5 separate regions of the Homo sapiens genome follow, and all the other regions are linked to region 1. The links are chromatin loops, found by intact Hi-C in ENCODE. Cell type or tissue: B cell. All regions are shown on one strand. Region 1 overlaps MED12L (mediator complex subunit 12L). Region 2 overlaps AADACL2-AS1 (AADACL2 antisense RNA 1). Region 3 overlaps MED12L (mediator complex subunit 12L). Region 4 holds the start of P2RY14 (purinergic receptor P2Y14). Region 5 overlaps MED12L (mediator complex subunit 12L).

Region 1 (5,000 bases):
GCGTGGTGGCGGGCACCTGTAGTCCCAGCTACTTGGGAGGCAGAGGCGGGAGAATGGCGTGAACCCAGCAGGCGAAGCTTGCAGTGAGCTGAGATCGCACCACTGCACTCCAGCCTGGGCAACAGAGCGAGACTCCATATCCAAAACAAAAACAAAAAACAAAAAAACAGATCCCAACATGTGAGCCTAGGACTCATAAAAAGTAAAGGTCTTTGATTTCAAATACAACTTGAACAACATCTTCAAGCTGCATAAAAGTGCATCTTTCACCCTTAAGTCCTACTAAGTTTGCAACTAATACAGTTGCTCCATTGTTGCATGCTCTAGTTAATAAAACACAAATTCGTTTAAGAATTGCTCAGTTCGCCTGGCGCAGTGGCTCATGCCTGTAATCCCAGCACTTTGGGAGGCCGAGGCAGGCGGATCACGAGGTCAGGAGATTGAGACCACGATGAAACCCCATCTCTACTAAAAATACAAAAATAAGCCAGGCATGGTGGTGGGCGCCTGTAGTCCCAGCTACTAGGGAGGCTGAGGCAGGAAAATGGCATGAACCCGGGAGGCGGATCTTGCAGTGAGCCAAGATCGTGCCACTGCACTCCAGCCTGGGCGACAAAGTGAGACTCCGTCTCAAAAAAAAAAAAAAAAAAAAAAATTAGCCGGGCATGGTGGCACGAGCCTGTAGTCCCAGCTACTCGGGAGGCTGACGCAGGAGAATCGCTTGAACCCGGGAGGCGAGGTTGCAGTGAGCGGAGATCACGAAACTGCCCTCCAGCCTGAGCAACAGAGCAAGACTCCATCTCAAAAAAAAAAAAAAAAAAAAGAATTGCTGAATTTATAAGTTATTACCACAGTATGTTTTATTAAAATCAAAGAACCCTCTAACAGGGATTAATACACAAAACAGGGAGGAAACATACAACACTTTGGGTTAGAGAGTATATGGGAATCACTTCTGTACAGTATTTCTACTCCCACTTAAAATTCTGGATATTTATATTCTTTTCCTTTGGCTATATAAGCCTGAATCTTGAACAAACACACAAGTGGTTGATATTCAGCTAAGCAGTTAAAGCTGTTGTTTTCTCACACATGGAAATTTGTCTTCATCTTCACAGCAAAGGATAACCACTAATGGTCTAACAGCCCCATGATCTGCAGATCTGAGTACTGCTTGCCTGAGAAATGCAAATACCATCTCAGTGAGGCGAAAAGAGGTCATGGATTCATTTCCTTGCCTGGCCCCAGGGAATAGGACCACATATTCCAAAACAATGCTGCAGAAGAACAGGCTGGAAAAAATTCAGTAATTCAGGCAGCTCAACCTAGTTCCAGGAGAAAAAAGAATTGGTTCCCAAAACCCTGAAGCCAGGAGTGATGCAGAGCTTTGTGCCACTCTCATGAAAGATTAGCATTGTGTAGGGACTGGTAAATTAGAACTGAAACACTCTGGACTTCATACATACACTCTGTTGTTGAGTGCCACTTCCTGTGACTAGAATAGAGGGATCATCAGAAGCAAAACCTCTCCCAATTTGTCCCTTGTTCAAGCACTGCTGGGCCACATACTGGAGGAAGCTCAGAGCACTCTGCAAAGGGTCTACTGTGCCTCCTGCAGCCCTGAATTTCAGTGTAGAAGAGCGTCAACTTAAATCAACTTAAAGAAGAGGGGAAACTGTCAGGAGCCTGATAGTTTATTCTGTTATCAGCTGAGTCACTCCCTGTACGCGCAATGTTCCCACTGAGTCACAGCCTGCCTCACACCAGGTATTTGATTCTTATGGGAACAGGAACCCTAGATGTAGCTGAGGTAGCTACTACTTCTCCCCTCATTTTAGACATGTAAAAACTGATACACAAAGGCAGTTAATAATTATCGCAATATTCTAGCGCCATACATGTAGCCAAGGCCCACTGTATCCCACAAGCATGCATGTAATCATTATGCTGCACTGTCTGTCCTCTGTCCACTATTCCAACAGAGCAGTAAATAAAGCACACTTCACATTCCTAGACCTTAGCATACAGATTACTTACTGCTGATGAGTTATTCAATTACAGTTAAGGTCTGACCCCAACAAGAAAGCTAAATTCTCTTCCTGTATCAAAATCATCTGAAACATACCTACCATTAAGGGGTCATTCCAGTGGTTCTCAAGAAAATTTAGAAATGTGTGGGGACGTGGCTGGTTGCACAAACCATGGCGTTCTACTGCCACCTAGTGGATACAGGCCAGGGATGCGGCTAAACACCCAACAATACACAAGACAGCCTACCCACAAAGAACTGAAACCGAAAAAAACAGTTAACAGTACCAAGGCTGAGAAACCCTGGACTATTCCAATCATTATAGGCAAAAAATTACAGGTCCATCCTGACTACCAAGATGCAGTCCCTAGAGTAAAGGCTAACAGTGGGTGGCCATTTTCCTGGCCCCCAGTTTGCCATTCGGGAAGACTGCATGACTATGTATCCATTGGAGGTCATGAGGTGCCTATGCCACACCTCACCCTCCACTGACAGCTCCCATGATCCATTTGCATAATCACAAAGTGAAGACAGGCTGGAGTTCTTAGACATGCCAATATGCTAGACTTGCAGTCTGCCACAAGCTATGCCAAAAGTGTTTTGAGGGAAGCGATTAGAATACAAAGTAAAGACTATGTTTGGACGTTATCAGTTTATAAATCCAACCTAATCCGTCCCCCCTTACCATTCTCACACATAATCAAGAGTTGGATCTGTTTGTAGCAGAAATTCAGATTTCTTTTATCTTTATGGGTTGTAAAGACTGTGAATACGAAGATCAAGAGGGAATCAAGAGAGGGCCGAATTTATGCTTTGGTGGAGGAGGAAGTTCTTGGGTATCTGCAATTCAGCCTAAGAAGAATATTTAGATATTTCTAATGTGAAAACTTAGCACAGCTCCTCAATGAAAGTATGTGGCCACACCATTCAGCCAATTTTAAGTTACATTAACACATGTTGGTCACTGACCTGGATTCTAACTGAAGGTAAAGTCGATGGGTCACAGCAGCAGGAGTTAGGATCAAGTGACCTGATCTTGAGCTCACATCTCCTGCCAGAGAAAACTGGCTGAAGGTGACAAACAGCAGCAAGCAGAGCTCTCCTTGTGCCAGGGGCCCCAGGGGATCTGCGTGTGGCATCCAAACCACATGCAGCAGATCTGGGTTTCTCCCTGCAGAAGAGTTTCCACCATTTATAGGTTAACGTTACCTGTTGTAATCACCATTCATGATAGTCCGACTCTGTATCTCTCTTTGGATATCAACGCAGGAGATAGAAAACTGAGTCAAAAAATCAGAAACTCATTTTAAATACTTTTAGAAACTGGCAAATCAAAAGGAGGTTCTCTATGCCGCAGTATCTGGAAGATAACTGAAGAAACTGAAGGCATCCACCTCATGCAAAACCTTAAAACTCAGATCAAAAACAAAAATAATATATATACTCTCAAACATACACACATGCACATTCCTTTCTTGAAAAAAAAACACTGGCTGACTTCTCAAGATGCGACTCCAGCAAAATGTTGAAGGGCCTGTGTAAAGGATCACATTCATATAAAACATGCTGCCCCCACATTCTTTCAGGAGCAGGGGAGCCCTGGCTTGGAATCAATCAGACATTAGTTTGAATACTGTCTGGCTATGTGTTAGGTGCCCTTTGATGAATCACTTAACCATTTTAAGCATCACTGTCCTCATTTGTAACGTAAACGTTTACTCATTGGCAAGATTCCATCATGTTACCCAAGAGCTTAGGCCATCCATTTTCCCCCACTGTGACAGCCTCTCGTGTCAGTCTTGATGCCTGTTCCTATAGCTCTCTCACCCCAAAACTCCTTCCTTCTTCTTTGCCTAGCTAAAGCCAACTCATTTGTCAATCTTCACTATCACATGCTCCAGGAAGGCTGCCCTGATGCCACCATTTCTGAAACTAGATACGTGCTCACTGTGTTCCTGTGCTTCCTCCTTCAATGATGACCCCATGTCATACCTTGAAGTGTCCCTCTGTTCAGCCTCCCCCTAGACTGGAATCTTCCTGAGAGTTCCCTGATGTGTTTCCATAGGGCATGGCAGCATGTTCTGACGGCTTTATAGTGAGCAAATGAACAAAAGGCCTTGGCAAAGGAAGAAATATCAGGGGTACACAGGAGCCAAAGGTTACAATGTACTTTATAAACAGCAGATTTCAACAAGGGGAAATCAATGATATCAAAAACTGCAAGCAAAGAGGTCAGGAAATAGAATAACTGAGAAAAAGACAACAGACTTAGAAATTAGGTCCCTGACAGCTTCTGAGAAGTGTGGTGAGTGTCAAACATCAAATGCTGTGGGTAATGAAAAAAGATAGGGGGTGGGAGAGTTCCTTCTTCTGGGTGAAGGAGAAAGTGAGATTCTCCTTGACTGAGCCTAGACAGGGCACGGACAAGAGTGCCACAGGAATGCAGAACACGGATGAGACAGCTACCGATAGGATCTGACAGAAAGCTGCTACGGTTTGAGTGTCCGTTTCAAAATTCATTTGAAATTGATTTGCCATTGTGACGGCATTAAGAGGTGGTACCTTTGAGAGATGATTAGATCATGATAGCAAAGGCCTCGTGAGCAAATTAATGGTATTACTGCAGAAGTTGGCCCTCTTTTTCTCTTGGTCTCACATGCTCACTTGCCCTTCCACCATGATGCAGCAGGAAGGCCTCACCAGATGCATCCCCTCCATCTTGAGCTTCAGAGAATCCAGAACCATGAGCCAAATTAATTTCCTTTCTTTATAAATGACTCAATACGTAGTATTGTTATAGCAGCAGACAATAGACTAACACAGGAGCTAAGCAGAAGAAGGATTTCTGAGAAATAAGGGGAGTGTAGCCAATTACAGAGAGAGAACAGCAACTTCTGTGAAGTCGAGGGCACCCTGGACAGGTCTATGACTTAGAAACATAGGACATTGTTTACCCAGCCCTAAGGAGTCA
Region 2 (5,000 bases), 610 kb before region 1:
AATCAATATTAAATGCTGAAAGGAATTTGAGAAACGTTTCTCAAATTTGGGCACTTGTGGACTATCAAGAGTACCTATGAGGACTACAAAGATTTTTCAATTTTAAAAATTCAAAACCTCGACTTTAGGTTTTGGTTTCATGGCTGTGCCCAGTTATAAAGTGGTCATCTAAATGATCCACAATTTGTGTATGTGTTTATATTACCATAATTATAAAAACAAAGCACAGTCATCCCTTCATAGTCATGAGTTATACATCTGTGGATTCAACCAATCCTGGATCAAAAATACATTTTTTTGAATCGCATCTGCACTAAACATATGCAGACATTTTTTCTTGTCATATTCCTTAAACAACATGGTATAATAACTATTTACATATCATTTACATTGGATGAGGTATTATAAGTAACCTAGAGCTTATTTAAAGTACAGTTATGTGCTACATATTGATGTTTTAGACCACATATACAATGGTGGCCCCATAACATTCTAATGAAGCTGAAAATTTTCTACTGTCTAGTGATATCACAGCCATTTTAACATTATAGTGCATGGCATTGCCTTTGCTATGTTTAAATATGTTTAGATACACTAATACAGTTGTATTCCAATTGCCTGTGGTATTTAGTACCCTAACATGCTGTACAGGTTTGCAGCCTAGAAGTGATAGGGCTGTACCATATAGCCTAGGTGTATAGTCGGCTATATCATCTAGGTTTGTGTAAGTACATTCTATGAAATTCACGCAACAAAAAAATTGCTTAACAACATTTCTCAGAATGTATCCCTATGGTTAAGTGATTCATGACTGAATAGAGGAGGATTTGCATATAATCTATAGAGGAGGATTTGCTTAGATTATATGCAAATACTATGCCATTTTATAACAGGAACTTGAGCATCAATAGATTTTGGTATTTGCAAATACTATGCCATTTTATAACAGGAACTTGAGCATCAATGGATTTTGGTATTTGTGAGAGGTCCTGGAATCAATTCCCTAGAGATACTGAGGGAAAACTGTACTTTAAAATTCTACTGGACCACTTGTGGACACATAAGCAGATCTGTAGACCTCAGTTCAAAAAAATATTGACCAGCTGATATAGTACCATTTCATAGGCGAGAAAACTAAATCCAAAGAGGCGTGGGAACCTTGTCCAGGATCACCAAAGAGTTACAGAGAGATGTGTTGGTAAGAAAATTGTGAGTGTGTGTGTATGTGTGTGTGTGTGCACACATGCGCGTGGGCCTGTATGAGCATGTAACTTAGTTTGTACCACCTGGTTTTACTTTGCTTTCTATCTTGAAACAATGTATTGAACTTTACTTAAAGGTTATGGTCATACTGAATCCTGGAACACTACTTGAGAAAATGGTATTATAATTAATCGAAATATTAGTGTTTATTCTTTGTCTTATTTTTTGTAAGAATCTACTCATCCAATTAAACATGGAAAGCCAAAAGTGTATTGTACTGCCAAAAATGAAAAAACAACATATGCCTGAATTCATGGAAGGACTGTGTGTAATGTAGAAGATAAAATGAAACATATGGAATATGTAATAAAAAACAAAATCAAGCATATTGATTATAGTTACCTAGTGATTGCCTATTTAAATACTAAAAATTTAAGAATTTAATTTAAAAGACATCAACAATATTTATCTATTAGTTATAAAATATGCCAGGAGATGGTTATCACAGGATACCTTTTAATCTACAAATGTTGAAATTTTAAGTTTAGGCAAATCAAGGAATGACAATGACATCGGCAATGAAGTTCAGATCTTCAAACTTGCAGTATCTCCATCGGAGCAATTTTCAATTACAAGAAGATAATGTAGTTAATGTGCCTCTTCGTCTCTCCAATAATAGTAATGCAGTTTATTTTTACAAAGAAGTCATAAATGCTTTCCATTCTATACATGGAACATTAAATAAATGCAAAAAAAACCCACCTCAGCTAGATTGTTTCAGATAGCATTTTTTGACAATTGCTTTATAGTTCCAATTTCTATGAGGCTTATATAGTAATTTATTTTCTTTTTCTTTTCTTTTGAGAGATGGAGCCTCCCTCTCTCAGCCCAGGCTGGAGCACAGTGGCATAATGATGGCAGTTCACTGAAACTTGAAACTCCTTGGCTCAAAGGATCCTGCCATCTCAGCCTGCTGAGAGGCTGGGACTATGGCACCATCCCTGGCTAATTGTTTTAGAGACAGACTCTCGCTATGTTGCCCAGGATGGGTAATTTCATTCTTAAAAAGAATTTTAGGAATTAAAGGAAATATCTTCTTTCAATTTATTTAGAGGTGTAAGTTTTGAGATATTTATTTATAATTTTAAATGCTTTTGTTTGATAAACTAAAGCAAGTTTAGACATTTTTCTAAACCACATTAAAGGAATTATTAAAACATGATTTTATTGGATATCTAACTTTATCACGTTAGCTTATGCTGGGTAACAGCTTTCTGGAGCCCACAAGGGGGCAGACTAAGAACGTATGAAAGAAAACAATCCTTACGCTGTAGTCACTAACTGGCGGAGTTCCGTTCCAACTGAATGCATTTGGCTTTATTTCCTTTTTACTGAATTTTATCTTATTTTCTTCTGACCGAAAGCAATTTCAGTTTCTTTGCACTGTATTGGAAAATTGAGCACTTAAAAATCTAAACTCATTTGACGATACGCATCTTCTCTCTTATTGTCTTCTAAGTGAAAACTGTACGGAAATCATACATGATTAAGCTGAAGAAGTAAATTGTAATAATTTCTAATCCATTATTTTACATTAATTTTTAAATAATAGTTTGTTTGTTTGTTTGTTTATTTTGAGACAGAGTCTCGCTCTGTTGCCCAGGCTGAGGTGCAGTGGCGCAATCTCGGCGCAATCTCTGCTCAGTGCCACCTCCACCTCCTGGGTTCAAGTGATTCTCCTGCCTCAGCCTCCCGAGTAGTCTGGACTACAGGCGCGTTCCATCATGCCTGGCTAATTTTTTGTATTTTTAGTAGAGATAGGATTTCACCATGTTAGCCAGGATGGTCTCCATCTCCTGACCTCGTGATCCGCCCACCTCGGCTTCCCAAAGTGCTGAGATTACAGGCATAATTTGCTTATTTTCAAAAGAAAACGACAAAATAACTGTCATTTTTAATATCAATTGTATAAATCAGTATTTTATTAATAAACGGTTCTGGCATTCTTGCATTTCCTTTAGTTTTATTGTGTCCTTGTAATTCGATTGCAACCTTTAAACATCTCTCTGTATTTACCAGAAGATTATTTGATTAGTTAATAAAATATTTTCTAACAGGAGCTGTTTTTGGCAGGGAGGTATTATTTTTATCTTTGCTCATATATTTCACACTGGTAATCATGTGTAACAATTTTGAGACTAAACTATTGAAAGTCATTCTTTAGCAAATAAAGTAAAATCTCTTTTTAATTGATTCTTAATCATTAAAATAATTTTCAAAATATTTTCAAGGAATATGTCCAACTTCGATTCACTGTAAATAAATGAGATTTAGCTAATATACTAATGCATGTTACTTCTAATTTAATTAGATTAAAAATAGAATTCATCTAACAGTCTATATACTTAAATATATTCAAGCAAAGTGTTTTACTTAAATTAGTATAAAGTATGAAGTTTCTTATTTCCTAAGCCAATCTTCAATTCCAAATTACTGATTGAGTTCTAGCTCATGTATATAACTTCTCGTATACTCCAGGGAGCCACAGTTTAATCTTATTGACAATTTCTTTGTTTGAGATTTTATGTATATGTGTATACCTATATATACACACACATACATATGTACATATATGCATATGTGTACACGCTATATGTTCATATTTGGTATTTAATTTATAGAATAAATATTTTAAAGGTTATAAAGTTGTGATTAGATCTCTAAATAGATACTATGTATCTTTACTTAAGGATAAAGCGTATGCAGGAGAAAAATTTTCCAAGATTTGAAATGGTCATAGCTGAAAGGCCAATTTACATGTAATCCTGTTAAATTGGTCCTCACCCTCAGAAAGTTAAGAAGCGTTTGAAAAAAGATGCATTCTCTAAACTTCGAGTATTTTACAGGCATAGAATTTTAAAGCTGACACATAGTGAACATTGCACTATTAGGATGAGCCACTTTTTAGGGAAGGGAGTTTAATCACCAGAGAGCATAATTCTGGGAACTCTTGAAGATCAGAAGACTGTAACTTTTAGCTTTAGTAATTTAGAGTTAAAAAGAACATGAAGTTTCTTTTTGGATGGCATGAACTAATACTGGTATGCCTGGTTCATCCAGAAGCAGTTAGAACATGTCTTTCCAGGTCTCGGAAGTAGAAGGGACTGCAGGTTTGCTGAGTCATAACACCATATGGCATAATAGCAGGGCTCCTTGAAGAGCGAGTCACCTCGTGAAGACTTTGTGGGAGGTCGAAACCTTTGGAGAATCTGAAGGCTCAGCTTGAAAGGGAAGAGTGACATTGTGTCATCAAGAGATAAATGAAGAGTATGTTTGATAAAGAGTTCAGCTGACTGGTGTTTTACTTTACTTGTAAGAAAGAGGGCTCACTCAGATACAACCTCCAAATGAAGTCAATGGATGTTCACTAAGAAAAAACAGCTCTAGAATGAAACACTCAGCCTTCTTTTGCAGGCTTGTAGTCTTTTTCAGCACTTTAAAAGTACTGACAACGGTGCCTCTTGTTTTAAAGAAATTGGCAAATGAGAGAGAAGCCTCCTCTCAGCCTCCTCTTGATTTTTTATAAGAGACTTCAGTTTTAAAGAATCTTGGACTTTCCAAAATGGGCTATTTTTAATTTTATAACAATGCTCAAGCCTAGGGAGAGGAGGAGCTAAGAATTTTTGAAATGCCATTGGAAATAATTCCAGCCCTAATTAATCTCTTTTTGGCATCAAGAGAAAGAAATTGTGAATATTTATTCTAAGAGAATAATTTAAAGTACTGGTACCAAGATT
Region 3 (5,000 bases), 71 kb after region 1:
AAAATTACTTAAAAATTAGGACACATGGATAAAAACTACCAACATGGTTAACACAAATGATGGCTAAAACTTATTAGAAGCCTTTATCACTTCATGTGTTATAGCATCAAAGACATTTTTTCCTTCCATTTCAACAGGATATTTTTTCCTTTTCCTCTTCCACTTACCTAATCATTCTTATCAGGCTCATTTCTTGCCCATAAAACCAACTGCCTCAAGGGGACATGTACTATACCTGCAGCATTAGTGGTAGCAAGAGTTTAAGAAGATCATCATCCATTGGTCTGATCTTTTCTAAAACATCCAGGATCCATGTCAAATATTCGTGTTTTTCTAACATTCCTTCCTTAAATGAACAAAGAAAAATTACATTAATAATGTTAAAGAAAAAAAACAAAAAAGGCACTGTCATTCTTATGCTTAAGTCTAACTGTACTACTGTTTTTGTTGTTGTTAAACATAGTCTCATTGCTCACAGTCCAAATTCTAAACAAAACAAATAACTAATATGTTTTGTATAGTTTTTTTTGTTTTTTAGAAATCTGCTCCAAATTGAGAAAAATTCATTCCAACAATGAAAAAAAAAAATTTCAGAAGCTTTCACACCCCCAGTGTGTGTCAGGGTCCTGGCTAGATTTCGGGGGAGTATGAACTCATGCTCATAGAAGGAAACTTGGGTAACAGTGATAATTATAAAGAAGATAAGCACTGCTCATGCCATCATCTTAACAAAAGTGTGAAAATCCCATCAGACCCAATGCCCCCTTAATAGCTTCTTCCACTATCCCAAAATTAGTTTCAGATACTATCACCTATCTATAAAATACAACCTTAAAAATCAATGACCTAATATACAGAAATGAAAGGAATTTATGATAAAATAATGTATAAACATTTCAACACAACTACAATAAAAAACAGTAATACCCCCTACAATTTCCAAAAATGCCCCACGGGGGTGACACAGACCCTATAGAGACCACTAATCTTGATATAAGCACTACAAACATCTTTTGTCTCTTGCCTTCATATGCATATACACATAGATAAACACATTATTTTATGACATTCTATGCACATATAGATTTAATATCCTATTATAGTTTTGTATTATGATTCACAGAATGAAAGAAAGAAACAAAAAACTGTTTTCTGGGAAAGACATATACTTTTATGGTCATTCTGGTAACAAACTTAGTAGTTCATATGAAATCTTACTTTGTTCCTAGCAACTGTTATGTATTACCAGTGTTCCACTGCAATGGTTATCAAGGATTCATGTGAAAATATTACACTGATAAATTACAGTTGTAGTATTTCAAAGTTTACAGTGAGGCCACATTGACATGACATCTTGCTAATTTCTAATTTTTAAAATGTTTACAGTCAAAAATAGTTAAAAAGTCACATAAAAAGTGCAATTTAAAATTTTAAGACCAATAAAGTGAGTTCTAAATAAATATATATACAGTTTTCATTTGTCAATTTAAAAATTAATTAAAATTTTTTTAAAAAAGAGACAAAATGGAATTTTCCATTAAGGTATAAGAGATGGTAAATTCAAGATTCAAAAAAACAAAGAGAATCTTCATAAATAACAGTCCATCCTGTAGATGCTTTGTTTATATACCCATGCCCTTGTTTCTGCATATACATGTCTTCACGTGTATGAATTAGGGTGTGTTTCACATTTCAGAATACGGCAAATTAAAATATAATGAACATTTAAATTTTAACATTACTATTTCGATTATATTCATTCCTTTAGGACCTAACTGCTTTCTTAAAAAAAAAAAAATTCTAATTTCAATACTCCTAATACGTAATTCTTCCAGAACCATTAAACATGCTGAGAGATACTTTTTCCAAGATGCAGACTAAATTCTGAGCCCAGTAAAAGTCATAAAAGCTCAGGGCAGCACTAAAGTAGTCCCTCTTCTAAATGGAACTAGAATTTATTTTTACTGACTTAAAAACTAACAATATTACTTCTCAAAAAGACCTTATTTTTTCCTATGTTGACCTCTTAGAAGAGGAGCATGAAAATTATAATAAAGGTTCTAAAGGGAAAATTTAGAAACCACATGTCCCCTCCCTCTTTAATCAAGATAACAGGCACTAAAATCTCTGCTAATAATAAGACTTGAACTGAAGTCATCTCTCTTACCTTACCATGAATAAGGTAATTAAGAGCCCAAACGCCCTCTTCTGGTCAACATTATTTACATCAGCTTGTCTGGGTGAGAGTTCAGTCATTCCTAAACGCCCTTACCCCTCCCCTCAGCTCTGTTTGTATTTTCAGCTGCAGCTGAATTAAGATGACCTTTCTCTGGAACAACTTAGGTCTAAAGGAGGTCTGCTACCACAGAAGGCATCAGCACAAAGGTGTTTTTAAATAAATATATCCAATTTTGCAAAATAAAAGGTTTAGAAGGATTACATTTAATAGTGCAATTACGAACTAATTAATAGCACTAAAAGAGCTAACATGATTGAAAGCTGGAGATCAATATGTATAATAAGCTGTCATCCCAGGGCAGATGTGTCACCCTGAATACAATTCGATGTGAGAAATGTCAGACTGCTTTCTTTGAATGTATTGGTTCATGTAAAATAGGATTTAACCCCAGAACACCAAACTATAAGGAATTTGCTGTCTTCTTAAAAGCATTGCACACAACTCTGCATGTCTTCAAAAGGTTACCTGGAACATGTGAAATGCTAGCTTTTCGTTGTATTCCCATTGCTTCATGGCTTGCTCCACCTCTGGTGGCACAGGGACAGGGCCATCGCCCGTGCTGGAGGCCATGTGGTAAAAGTCAGAAATCTTGGCCAACTGCTCTCGAAGATATCTGGTAGATATCTGTGTCCACTCTGCATTTTAAAAAAAGAAAAATATGAGTTTCTAGACACAATGGGTACAAGAATTACATGTTTTCTTCCCCATTCTGATTATCTCGAGGGTGTACTGATAAAACAAACATCTGCTCCCTAAAAATGATCTGTGCCTGTACAAGCAGTGCTCAGAAAAGGATACCCACCCAAAGCCCTTAGAGAACGCATGCTAGTGTGAGGTGGCCTGCCCTGTGGCAGCAGCCAGCTCTCGGAGAAACAGGCAGCTCTACCCTTGTGCTTCTGTGACTCTTAACCTAGGAGAAGAGATGTTCACTCTCGAATTGGGTCCATCTGGTGATCCTCCTTGTTAAACATCAGTTAGTATATCAAAAAAACAAAGGCAAAGCAGGACAGAATCGTGAAGGGGAGATCTCAAGGAATCTCAAATTCCACAGCAAAAGAATTCAAAATCCCCCAAAAGCAGCTCTCTTAGGATCCATTTTTCAGGCTCCACATGGAATTTCAAATATGCCTAATTAAGATTTGTTTGTTTTTGTCAGTCTTTAAGAGGACAGACATTCATTCACTGCGGGCTGGACCATGAAAGCATTCCAACCCGCACTGCCCCAGGATGTGTCAGGGACACCCGCATGGCTTCCCTCAGGACAATCATCTGGATCTTCAATTATTCTACTCTCCTCAACCAACACCAAGTGTCTCAAAACTCAGGGAGGGTGAAATCAGAGAGGTTGGGGAGCAACAAACAGTGGGATACTGGAAAGGAAACAACCAAAGTAGCAACAGGAAAAAAATCACTGAAATTGTTCAAAAATGTCTGCCACAGGGGCACAAATTAAATCAGTGTGTTGCCTCTGGCAACCATGAGGGATGTGATGCCAACTTTAGCCCATTCTGTGGATAAAAATGTAATAATTGCATGCTCACAGCCAAATTTCCCCAAGGATTAGCAAAACAGCATTTCAGAAGAAAACACCCTACTGAAACATTACCACACAATGCTGTTTTCCCATTATTCAGCAATAGGTTCTCCCACCTTCTATTTTGACAAAAGAAAGAGTAGAAACTAAACATCTGCTAGTCACTGAGTGCTTTGTTTTTACTTTTTAAATACCCTTAAAATTATTTAACAGAACCCAGAGATAACTACTGTTAAGTTTTCATCTAAACCACTTATTTTAATTGTGTCTTATTTAAAATTCAAATTCAAATGCACGCTGGAGTTGTTAAACTTCGGTAACAAGCCAATGCGAAAAGACGAACAAATACTAGGTCGACATTCTGTTCCTAGTTTAATAGTTTTTCTGAAAGCACCGATAACAGATATTAAAGTTAGTCCATTGGCATTAAAAACAGTAAACTATCTATGTCATCATGTTCTTCTGTCCTGTTATGGACTAACAGTCTCATGACACTCACTTGTTCAACAAAACGAAATACCAACCATCAGATGAGACAAGTTTAGCTTAGCTATAATAAGCAAAAACAAAAATAACAAGGATCCAAATCCTAACTTTTGTATGCCAACCCTTGCTATTAACTCACTGTCAGTATGGTACTATTCTCAATATCCCCACTGAATATTTTAGCCTCAGGAGCTAAAAATATTAATAACACACACATTCATACACCCCTATTTTGTCTAGGGTATATCTCCTTTTTAAGATTTTTTAAAATATAGGAGAAATACGCGTTCATTATAGAAAATTTATACTGCAGACATGAAAAGAAAAACCATCTGTAAGGCCATCACCTATAATCACAAAATATTTTCATATATATCTTTCCATCTTTTCTACTCTAAGTATGCATGAATGTTTCTATAAACATATGCATATCTTTTTTAAAAACGTTGCTGAATATACTATTCCACAATCTGAACTCCTTTTGGGAGTCCATAAATAAAGCCCTCTTAACCCTGTGCTTTAAGTGTATTTAACTGACTTAAAGTTATGTCAATCAGATAGCTACAGGGCTCTGGGACATAAGACAGTCGAGTGGATGCGGATTAGTAAAACTGCAATTAAAAATTAAAAATAGAAAATAACACATAGTGACTAGTACTGTACTCCTTAATAATTATTAATAATGTTTATAATTATTCACGACTAGAGAATGGTAATGAAACCGGACCAATGAGCGGACAG
Region 4 (5,000 bases), 50 kb before region 1:
ACTTTACTCATGGAGCCATTGTGAGTAATCAAGCTAAAACACACAGAGTGTTTAGAACAGTACATGCAAATCAGCGTTTAATGTTCTGAAGACACTGGCCCATCCCAAGATGAGGCCCATGACTCTGGCAAGCTTCCAGACACAACTGTCCCCCTGGGTGGGCCCTTTAGCTTTCCATTTCTCCATACTCCCTCTACTCCCAAGTGTCTTACACAGAGTCCAACCCATTTGTACCACCTGCCACGAGGGGACCACCTGTAGGGCTATCCTTTTGGCCTTGGACTTTGCAACTCCTGGCATTAAGAGGCAAGCAAGCAGCTCCAGTCAAAGAAATTATCATGTTCTCCCCAGTCATACTCAATAACATCTATGTGAAACACCCCACGGGGAAGTCAAGAAGCAACAAATTATCATGTTCTCCCCAGTCATACTCAATAACATCTATGTGAAACACCCCACGGGGAAGTCAAGAAGCACAAAAGGGACCCGGAACAATTAATGGGTGTTTTTGAGACTGTCAGAGTAAACAGCATCTCCTGCAATAAATCAGGGAAGTCTTGAGAGTCGCACCTTAGAGATACGGTTCCTGCCAAATCATCAATTTAATCAGCAAAATGTTTACATCTGGAGGACTCTGCAATGTGCCCTGGTAATAACCAGGCTCTAGCGGCTCCTCCTCACATCCACTTGTCCTTAAGTTTATTTACCTACCAGATCTCACTGCAGCTGAAGCTAACAAGCCTCTCTATGCACATCAGTATTCTTAGCCCCTCAATCAAAGCATCAGTGAGGACTATTGGGGCCCGCTGGGGGTCTGAAGAAGAGTCCCTCTGGCAGGGAGAAATGGCGAACTTCTCTAAACAAGCTCTGTGTCTCACAGGTCTTTGCCAAGGATCAACAGTGACTAGCAAGTCTGTGAGACAGAAAGTAAGAAAATACTCTTCATGAGGGAAATAACTGTTTGGGTATGTGTCAGTCACTACTCCATCTCCAATGTCCAGAACACTGCCTCCTACGTAGCAAGTACATATAAAGCAACTAGAATAGTAACGGGCATGTCATAAGCCAGTTATAATTATTATAACTAAATGTATAGCTATGTTTTTAAGGCAAGCTGAACTTTACTAGTTGTTACCCATAATTTGGCAATGGAACAGCCTAAGTAAATACACTTAAAATGCAGGAACCTTATAAAGTAAGCTTTTCAGCCCCTTGTCTTCTTTCTTTCTGGTTCTGAGTTATACACTTTGAAGAGGACTTTGTAGCCATCTTCTGAAAACTTCCAAATCTAATGGCACTAATAGTCAATGGGAAAGACAGTGGAGCACTGCAGGACATCACCAATTATATTACAGAGCCTGAAAGGAACTAAAAATATGAAGACTTTCAAAATAGTAACACAGCACAAACACCAAAATGTTAACACACGAGGAGTTTATCTGAAGTCCTACTTGTGATCTATTTATCAGTAATGTTCAAATATGGGAAAATTAATGTGGGAAAAATGACAATGCAACACCTCTTATCTAGAATATGTCGACATTGGTGTCAAAATACTTCTTTATTCTGTTAATTCCGCATTTCCAGGTAGCTCCAACTACCCATCTCTGCACGTTATACTGTGAAGCTGCTGACAATTTTCTGAGGGTGCTTCAGAAAGAACCATATCTTACACATCAGTTCTCCACCTCATACCACATGTTGAATTTGACAATGGCAAAGGTTAGAAAAGAAAACAGGTTTTTGCCTGGCTGTGCATCAGATGATGTAGGGATGTGGGGAAAAGTAGGAGGAGAAATAAGAAAGCAGGACTGTTTTTGCATTACTGGAGGAAAGGAACTAGCTCAGAAGTCAGCCTAACACCCACAGAGATTAAAACGTCTCTTCCTTCCTCTTTGTTTCCACGTCCCAGTCTTCAATAAATTCTATCTGACAACAGCAGCAGAGGGACCCACTATCTTGTGGTTTCTGTCAAGTTCCTGATTTTCATCCGTAGTTGAAGATGAGCAAGAACTCTGTAACAGTGTTACCTTGGAGCCTACAATGAGAGGTATTTCAAAATGAGTGAAGCATGACTCTCACAGATGAAGGCCTAGACGCAGGTAAGAAAACAGCTTTTCCATGAAATGACTTGCATGTATGTGAATGGTGCATGGGAACAGAAAAGATTTCTGAGCTGGGCAGCAACAAAGCTGAGGAACACTGAACCATTGCCACTCACATTTTTCTCAGTAGGTTACTTTTTGTTTGACAACTATAATTGGTATATTAATATATTTCCCCATGCTAATATGGGGATCCAATACTGAAATATTATCATTTATGATTTAGGATTTCCAATCGTGGCTGTCAAAATATATCTGTGATGAAGAGATATCAAGGAAAATGTTTAAAAGGTATTCATCCAGGACAAACATTTCAAAAGCTCGTAAATGTGTATTAAAATTGCTTCTCAAAACTACAAAATCGATTAGCATAATACTTAGGTCAGTATGTCTTTGTTTGCAATTGCATATGTGTACAGATATATAGTTGCATTTACTTGTACATACACTTATATAGGTAAAAGTTTTTATCTTTGTCATTATTAGGATAAGTTAACCCCATTAACACCTACTAAAATAAAATGCCTTTAAATTGTAAATCACAGAAATATCTGTCCTAGGCATAGCAAATATTTGAGTTCATATGCTACTTATTTATAGTCTATGACTAATCAGCTAAATTACTTACAATTCTTTAAACATTATAAATTAAATTACATTCAGGAGAATTAGCACAGACCCACAATGTCAGCTTATTCAACCAAGCCCATGCAATCCATCTTGTCTACATATACTTTGTTAACCAAGGACAATCAATCCTACGGAGAAAATGAATCAAAGATCACACTAGTAAAAAAATAAATAGTTTGTATATTCATCTTTCTAAAACATACAAACTTGATAATCAGTTTTAGCACTAAAAAAAAACCTAGCCATTAAGTTAAAAAGAAAACAATGCACTCGGAAAATACCAAAATGGCATATTTTATGATTTGTAAACATGCAATGAATTTTATATTTCGGTAAAATTTATGAATACTATATATACAAACATGCATACAATTGTGTGCACACAATTAACACATTGGTATATATGAATGAACTCTATATTGTCATGTCTGGAAAAAAAAAAAACAAGGAGGCCAGGCATGGTGGCTCACACCTGTAATCCCAGCACTTTGTGAGGCCAAGGTGAGTGGCCTCAGGAGAGGCTGGTCAGGAGTTCAAGACCAGCCTGGCCAACGTGGTAAAACCCCTATCTCCACTAAAAATACAAAAATTAGCTGGGTGGTAGTGGTGCATGCCTGTAATCCCAGGTACTCAGGAGGCTGAGGCAGGAGAATCGCTTGAGTCTGGGAGCCAGAGGTTGTGGTGAGCTGAGATCGGGCCACTGCACTCCAGTCTGGGCGAGAGAGTGAGACCCTGTCTCAAAAACAAAAACAAACAAAAATAAAACCAAAAGAACAGTGGGGAGATTCCAAGGTACTCAAAGCATGAAGACACAGGGGAAGTGGGCCGGGTGCAGAGGAAGAAGTATAATTTCCTGAAGTATTACGGTGCCCACTTCACAGTTGAAGCAGGTACAGAGGGTGTGACTATCCTGAGCAAGGCCACCTATGATGCTTCTAAAGTGCTGAACAGAAGAAGAACACGGCTCCCTAGAAGAACGTTCACTCTATAAAGTGCTTCTGAGTGAATTTAGATGTTGAGGCTTCCCTAAGCCTAAGGCTCTATGAACTCAGAAGTCACAGGTTTATTCCATTTGGCCCCAGGATATCCTTAGAAGTTAGGTCGGTCACAAGTGAGCTGTTTCAACCTCCCAGTGTGAGCAGTCTCTAGAATACCAAAAACAGACCAGTCCAGGAGGTAGGCTGACACCAACACAAGCATATTCTGCCATCATCATGAGCATCCTCACCTGCAGAAGGCTGTCTAGTGGAGGATGATGGACAATAAGGAGTGTTTCCTTTAATTGAAAATTATATCAGTACAAGAGTGCCAAGTTTGTTTGGATAGAGCAGTGGATCTCAAAGTGCAGATACTATACCAGCTGAATCAACATCACCAGTGAGCTTGTCAGACATGCAAATTATTGACCCCAAACCTACAGAATCAGAAACAATGGGGGTGGAGCCCAGCAATCTCTTTTAACAAGCCCTCCAGGTAATTCTGTTGCACATTCAGTTTTGGGTGACCCCATGTCCTGGGACAGATCCAGTTTTCACCTGTTGTCTGGGCATAATTGAAAATAGTGCCTCCTTTCTATCTCAAAAGTGTCCTTGATTGTATAATAAATTAATTATGATCATCAATATGATCACCCTGCCAGTTCATACTGGATGCTAAGAAGGCATTTCATTGGCCAGATGCTGTCTACTACTTGGGATTTCAAATTAGCTTCAAGTCTGGTGCTACACCCATAGCCTCCCCACCATCACCCCGCAATACTAAAAGATGCATTGCCTCCTAAAAGTCTGAGCAGCACAGCTAGATAAATCAACTTCAGTAAAAATATCCTATCTTAATGAGAAAAAATACCTACAACCAAACTATGTAAAATCTATTTTAAATTCTCAGCTTCCTAAGTAGCATGAGAATCAGGTCTCCAAAACCCTCTTTACTAAATTTTCTGGTTCTTCTTTACAGGGAATTTTCTTTTCCTCCCTAGCACCCTTAAAAAGGATAAATCTAGTAATTAATGAATGCTATTTTTATAGTAATCATTTGGTTACATTAATTCACCGAAACACCAAGTTTACCACAGCAAAGCTTCTCAATCCACCTGTTCTTTAAAGTCAAAGTGAAATACTGGTCATATGCTTTTAGATCTGATTAGATTCCTTTGAAATTTTTGTCTTTACTCGGTATAAATTAAATTGCTAGCTTTTTATTTTTCACTGAAACCTCCCATCTGTTGTTTTTGAAAAGCATCAAAGGCCTTAGATATCATGTTCT
Region 5 (5,000 bases), 59 kb after region 1:
CCAGGCTGCCTTATACATAGCATCCCCCGACTCATTCCCACTACCTGCCTGGCCACTGTGGGACATGAGCCCTGACCTCAGTATTACCATCTTTATATCTCACACTACTCTGAATGGAAAACTAAGCAGCACAGATCTAGAATAAGGAAACACTCAGGTTTTTGAGATTTTTATTTTCACCTCCCTTGCCATTATACCCAAAAGCCCAGACACAGAAACAGTGGCCAAGGAAATGGGGCGGTAAAGGGCAACAGGGAGGGAGAGTAAAGAATTAGCACATTCCAGGCCAGGTGCAGTGGCTCACGCCTGTAATTCTAGCACTTTGGGAGGCTGAGGTGGGTGGATCACGAGGTCAAGAGTTCAAGAACAGCCTGGCCAACATGGTGAAACCCCATCTCTACTAAAAATAGAAAAATTAGCCGGGCATGGTGGCAGGCGCCTATTAATCCCAGCTACTCGGGAGGCTGAGGCAGAGAATGGCTTGAACTCAGGAGGCAGAGGTTACAGTGAGCCAAGATCACGCCACTGCACTCCAGCCTAGGTGACAGAGCAAGACTCCATCTCAAAAAAAAAAAAAAAAGAAAAAGAAAAAAAGAAATAGTGCATTCCATGTGGAATCAGTGAAGGCACACCACATAGCCTGGCACACCCCAATGTGGGCACAGAATCAGCTCCTACTCCCACTCTCATGACCACAGTCCAACCACAAGGCAGGGCCCAGGCCTCGGATGCCTTCATCCCATGCACTGCAGTTTTCAACAGGCTTTCACCAATACTGAAACTGATTACACACACAAACTTCTCCCATTTAGACAGAAGTTCTCCCCTCCCTACAAGGAAGTAGAGAGGACTGCATTTCCCTGTCGCAGTTCCAGAGAAAAGGGAATTAAGGAATCAAGGAGGGTGAAATTCAGGTTTTCCCAACAGATGTGAAGAAGCAGGCTATGCAACCTGGGGCCTAGGCCTACCTAGACACGACTTCTAGTAACAGCAAACCTCCAACCTATTGCAACTACAGAAGTTGATCATGTTTTATCTATCGTGCTATCTAAATCCTGAATGAATTATGAAAACAAAAAAGGGGAAGTATATTTTAAAGAAGTGAGACCAATTTCTGAATCCTAACCACACGTAACTCCTTATCAGAGAACAGCATCATCACATTAGTTCTTCCAGTATAATACTAATAATTGCTATATTATTATTGTTAACAATTTTTAAAACATATTTGTATAGTGCCTTATAATTCTCAAAGTGTTCATGTTTCCTTAGAGAAAAAAAGGGCAAGTACTCTATGCCTACTTAACCAGGAAGGGCACTATTGCACAAAGCCTTGAGTAACTTACTCAAGATCACCAGCTGATCAGTTAACATGATGCTGCAGCACATGCATGAATTCCAGAAATACGCAAAGTGACTCTGCAGTCAAGAAAACAGGGCTGGGCACGGTGGCTCATGCCTGTAATCCCAGCACTTTAGGAGGCCAAGGCGGGTGGATCACTTGAGGCCAAGAATTAGAGACCAGCCTGGCCAACATGGTGAAACCCAATCTATACTAAAAATATAAAAATATTAACCGGGCGTGACGGCAGGGCACCTGTAATTCCAGCTACTTGGAAGGCTGAGGCAGGAGAATTGCTTGAACCCAGGAAGTGGAGGTTGCAGTGAGCCAAGATCACGCCACTGCACTCCAGCCTGGGAGACAGACAGAGACTCCGTCTCAAAAAAAAAAAAACAAAAAAAAAAAAAAACAAAGAAAAAGAAAACAGTAACCCCTGTTAAGGAGTAAATAGAGAGATAAAACTTGATTACATATACATATATACCTTGATGCATATACCATACATACAGATACCAACGACATATTTTAAAAATTAATTTAGTCCAGGCACACTGGCTCACACCTCCCAGCACTTTGAGAGTCCAAGGCAGATGGATCACTTGAGGCAAGGAGTTTGAGACCAGCCTGACTACAAATAGAAAAATTAGCTGGACACAGTAGTATGTACCTATAATCCCAGCTACTGGGGAGGCTGAGGCATGAAAATTGTTTGAACCTGAGAGGCAGAGGTTGCAGGGAGCCAAGACAGTACCACTGCACTCTAGCCTGGGCAACAGACTGAGACTGTCTTGGAAAAATACTAATAATAATTTAATGTTAAGTATTACAGAAGGATCCATCTATTTTGTTATCCTTTTTGCCAGACTATTAAGAAAAGGTGACCAATCTGAATTATGGGTTGAAAACGTAGTTTTCATCAAGTCTTTCTGAAGTTGAGTCAACATTCAAAATAATTACTGCTAAATGGGGCAACACTGATGGCCCTTCCAGAAATGTGCGTGCCTAGAGCCTCCAGGACTCTCAGTCCTGAGCACATGTCGCCCTCTGGTGGCACGCACCTCTCTGAATCCTGGAGAAGTCACTCAGGTAGGGGAAGCTTCCGGCAGTGATTTCCAAACATTTCCCACACACCCTCTCAGCTCAAAGAGTTTTTTTAGTAAAAACTTTCAACACACACTTATTTATAACTTCTATACCTATACGATCATAATAATTACATTCATTTCCAGAGACAAAAGAAGCTTTTGAAAATTATAATCTGAACAGAAGTTCTAATAACCTTCTTGCACCCTAATGGCTCATTGCAAGCACCCACTCCGGAGATATCTGTGATTTACAAAGAACCTCACAGTGTGATTTCATTCAGAAAGATTGCAACATAATTTCTGCCCTTGAATTTTTTTGAAAAAACACCCCTATTTTTTTCTTGAGAGTGCTGTAACTTAAGTGTCTGCAGGTGAATGGGGCAATAATCCTGAAGTTAGCCAGTGCATACACTCTGAAGGTATATAGTCAGGCTAACCACAAAACTAAGGTGGTTATGATAATCTTGGTAAAACCCTCACCAGGAAACAATGTAGCTTTTACTCAATACTTAGTGCAAGAAGCTAAACAATCCAAGATCCCCCTGAATTTTGGGTATCCCTACTTTCCTTCCAGATAACTCACCTATATGTATTAAAAATCTTAGTATTCATGAAGTCTTTTATCTAAGAAAGTCTTTACTAAAAACACACTTTAAGGTTTCCACCCAAAAAGAGCACGTAGCACTCTAACTTGCCTCAGTAAGCAGAGGATTATATCAGCATGCTCCACTGAAGTAGGGAGGCATTGCTACTGAACTCGCGATGAATTTAAAAAGCACACTCAATCAGTCCCTTGCTCTCAACGTTCTGAATGATCCTAGCTGGCACCATTAGTCTTGAACCATATCTTTGAGAAGCAGGGTGATCAATCAAAAATTATTCCAAAAAGAATAATAATCTGGAATATGTATCAGGCTCACATAAAGGTAAGAGAAGGAAAGGTTTTTGATGGTGGTTGTTGTTGCTGTTTCATCTTTTCTTTCCACATATGCATTCCCAAAAGCCAGTTGAAATATCAAAGATGCTTGCCATCAGCTAACTAAGGTATTGAAGGTGTCTTAAAACTTAACTCTGCAGTCCTAGTGCCTAGCACAGGCTGGATATTATCATCGGCAGTTTTCATTGTGAAAAGAAGACAAACTTTTTATTTCTCCCCAAATAAGGCTGAGGAAAAAAACAACTGAATATCCTAGTTTTGGGGCAATTCATTCATGAAACAATCTATTGCTAGATATGTGTGAGATAAAAATTATCTGTGATTATCAATTTTAGATATTAACTTGGCTAAGCTATTGTATCCAGTTGTTTGGTCAAACACCAGTCTAGTTGTTGCTAAAAAGATTTTTTTAAGATGTGATTAAGATTTAAATCAACAGACTTTGAGTAAAGCAGATTATGTTCTATAATGTGTGTGAGCCTAATCTAGCCCATAGAAAGTCTTAAAAGACTAAGGTCCCGGCCGGGTGCGGTGGCTCAGGCCTGTAATCCCAGCACTTTGGGAGGCTGAGGCAGGCGAATCAGGAGATCAGGATTCAAGATCAGCATGGCCAACATGGTGAAACCCCATCTCTACTAAAAATACAAAAAATTAGCTGAGCATAGTGGTGGGTGCCTGTAATCCCAGCTACTCGGGAGGCTGAGGCAGGAAAATCACTTGAACCCAGGAGGCAGAGGTTGCAGTGAGCCGAGATTGCACCACTGCACTCCAGCCCAGGTGACAGTGTGAGACTCTGTCTTTAAAAAAAAAAAAAAGACTGAGGTCCCCAGAGGAAGAAAGAATTCTGCCTCCAGACTGCCTATGGACTCAAGACCGCCACATCAGTTCTTCCTTGAGTCTCCAGCCTGCCCTGAATATCTCAAATTTGCCAGCCCCATAATCATGTGAGCCAATTCCTTAAAATAAATACCCCTCTCTTTTCTCCCCCCCTTTCTCTCTCTAGGTAGATATAAACATATATGTACGCATACACATATATATACATACACTTAACACACACTTTTTTTCTATTGGTTCTATTTCTCTGTAGAACCCTAACACATTGTCTAAGGATTTTTGAAAGATCATGACCACGGGTATTCATGCACTGCCCTCTGCTGTGCTAAATGTTAACATACATTCCCCCAAGTTAAAGCCAACCCACCATATTAAGTCCAATCACTAAATGAAGGATATTCTTCTAAAACTAAAATTGGAAAGTGATGGTAAAAGGGCCAAGAAAAATCTTGCCCGTCAATATATCAATATTCCTAGGTAGATAAGCCCCACTGACATTTCATTTTAATAATGGTAGGTAATCTTAGTCCAACAATAGAATGATTTCAAGTGTGTATGTCTTCATAAGATACTACACTTCATAGAAAAGGTTTCGCCAGAGTTTCCTGAATGAGAAAGAAGAAAAAAACACTATGAAAATAAAAGGTGAAAAGAATTAAAAAAAAATTAACTACCTCTTGGTTATCTTTGTTTTGGTTTGCCCAGAAAATCTTATGATAAAGTGTCTCCATGGAATTGCTGGAATCAGTTCGGTCAAAACAGTGACGATCCAAAACTTCCAACGTGTGCAAAACCCGAC

What was found. Peaks named below come from ENCODE experiments on the same cell type or tissue, not always from the same donor. Only the 100,000 strongest peaks of a DNase experiment are listed, where the experiment ranks them.
Region 2: it touches region 1 in a loop (19-fold over the local background); 39 of 110 quality-filtered maps call a loop at or near these places.
Region 3: a loop joins it to region 1, with 9 times the contacts of the local background. A loop is called at or near these places in 42 of 110 quality-filtered maps.
Region 4: it touches region 1 in a loop (7-fold over the local background); 102 of 110 quality-filtered maps call a loop at or near these places.
Region 5: a loop joins it to region 1, with 12 times the contacts of the local background. A loop is called at or near these places in 47 of 110 quality-filtered maps.

Annotation. Positions count from the first base shown.
Region 1 is chr3:151,225,129-151,230,128 of GRCh38, reverse strand. All of the region lies in intron 16 of MED12L (mediator complex subunit 12L), which reads right to left. All of the region lies in intron 1 of P2RY14 (purinergic receptor P2Y14), which reads left to right. Among named protein-coding and RNA genes, the nearest start is that of GPR171, 24 kb to the right of the region's middle. In B cell, CTCF peaks have their summits at 2,024 and 2,224 (motif pointing left); a DNase peak (open chromatin) is centred at 2,208; H3K27ac peaks cover 1,675 bases.
Region 2 is chr3:151,836,677-151,841,676 of GRCh38, reverse strand. The region is part of intron 1 of AADACL2-AS1 (AADACL2 antisense RNA 1); the gene reads left to right. Among named protein-coding and RNA genes, the nearest start is that of AADAC, 25 kb to the right of the region's middle. In B cell, CTCF peaks have their summits at 2,271 and 2,473 (motif pointing right); a DNase peak (open chromatin) is centred at 2,516.
Region 3 is chr3:151,154,035-151,159,034 of GRCh38, reverse strand. MED12L (mediator complex subunit 12L) reads right to left here. Exons shown (of 45, transcript NM_001393769.1): 6 at 2,705-2,874; 7 at 236-346. Among named protein-coding and RNA genes, the nearest start is that of GPR171, 47 kb to the left of the region's middle. In B cell, CTCF peaks have their summits at 1,998 and 2,200 (motif pointing left); a DNase peak (open chromatin) is centred at 2,204.
Region 4 is chr3:151,275,389-151,280,388 of GRCh38, reverse strand. The region is part of intron 16 of MED12L (mediator complex subunit 12L); the gene reads right to left. It overlaps P2RY14 (purinergic receptor P2Y14), which reads left to right and starts at 1,847. Exons shown (of 3, transcript NM_014879.4): 1 at 1,847-2,102. In B cell, no CTCF peak of the experiment used is centred here; DNase peaks (open chromatin) are centred at 1,948 and 3,568; H3K4me3 peaks cover 2,923 bases; H3K27ac peaks cover 5,000 bases.
Region 5 is chr3:151,165,858-151,170,857 of GRCh38, reverse strand. It overlaps MED12L (mediator complex subunit 12L), which reads right to left. Exons shown (of 45, transcript NM_001393769.1): 11 at 4,876-5,000. Among named protein-coding and RNA genes, the nearest start is that of GPR171, 35 kb to the left of the region's middle. In B cell, CTCF peaks have their summits at 2,192 and 2,397 (motif pointing left); DNase peaks (open chromatin) are centred at 937 and 2,357; H3K27ac peaks cover 1,167 bases.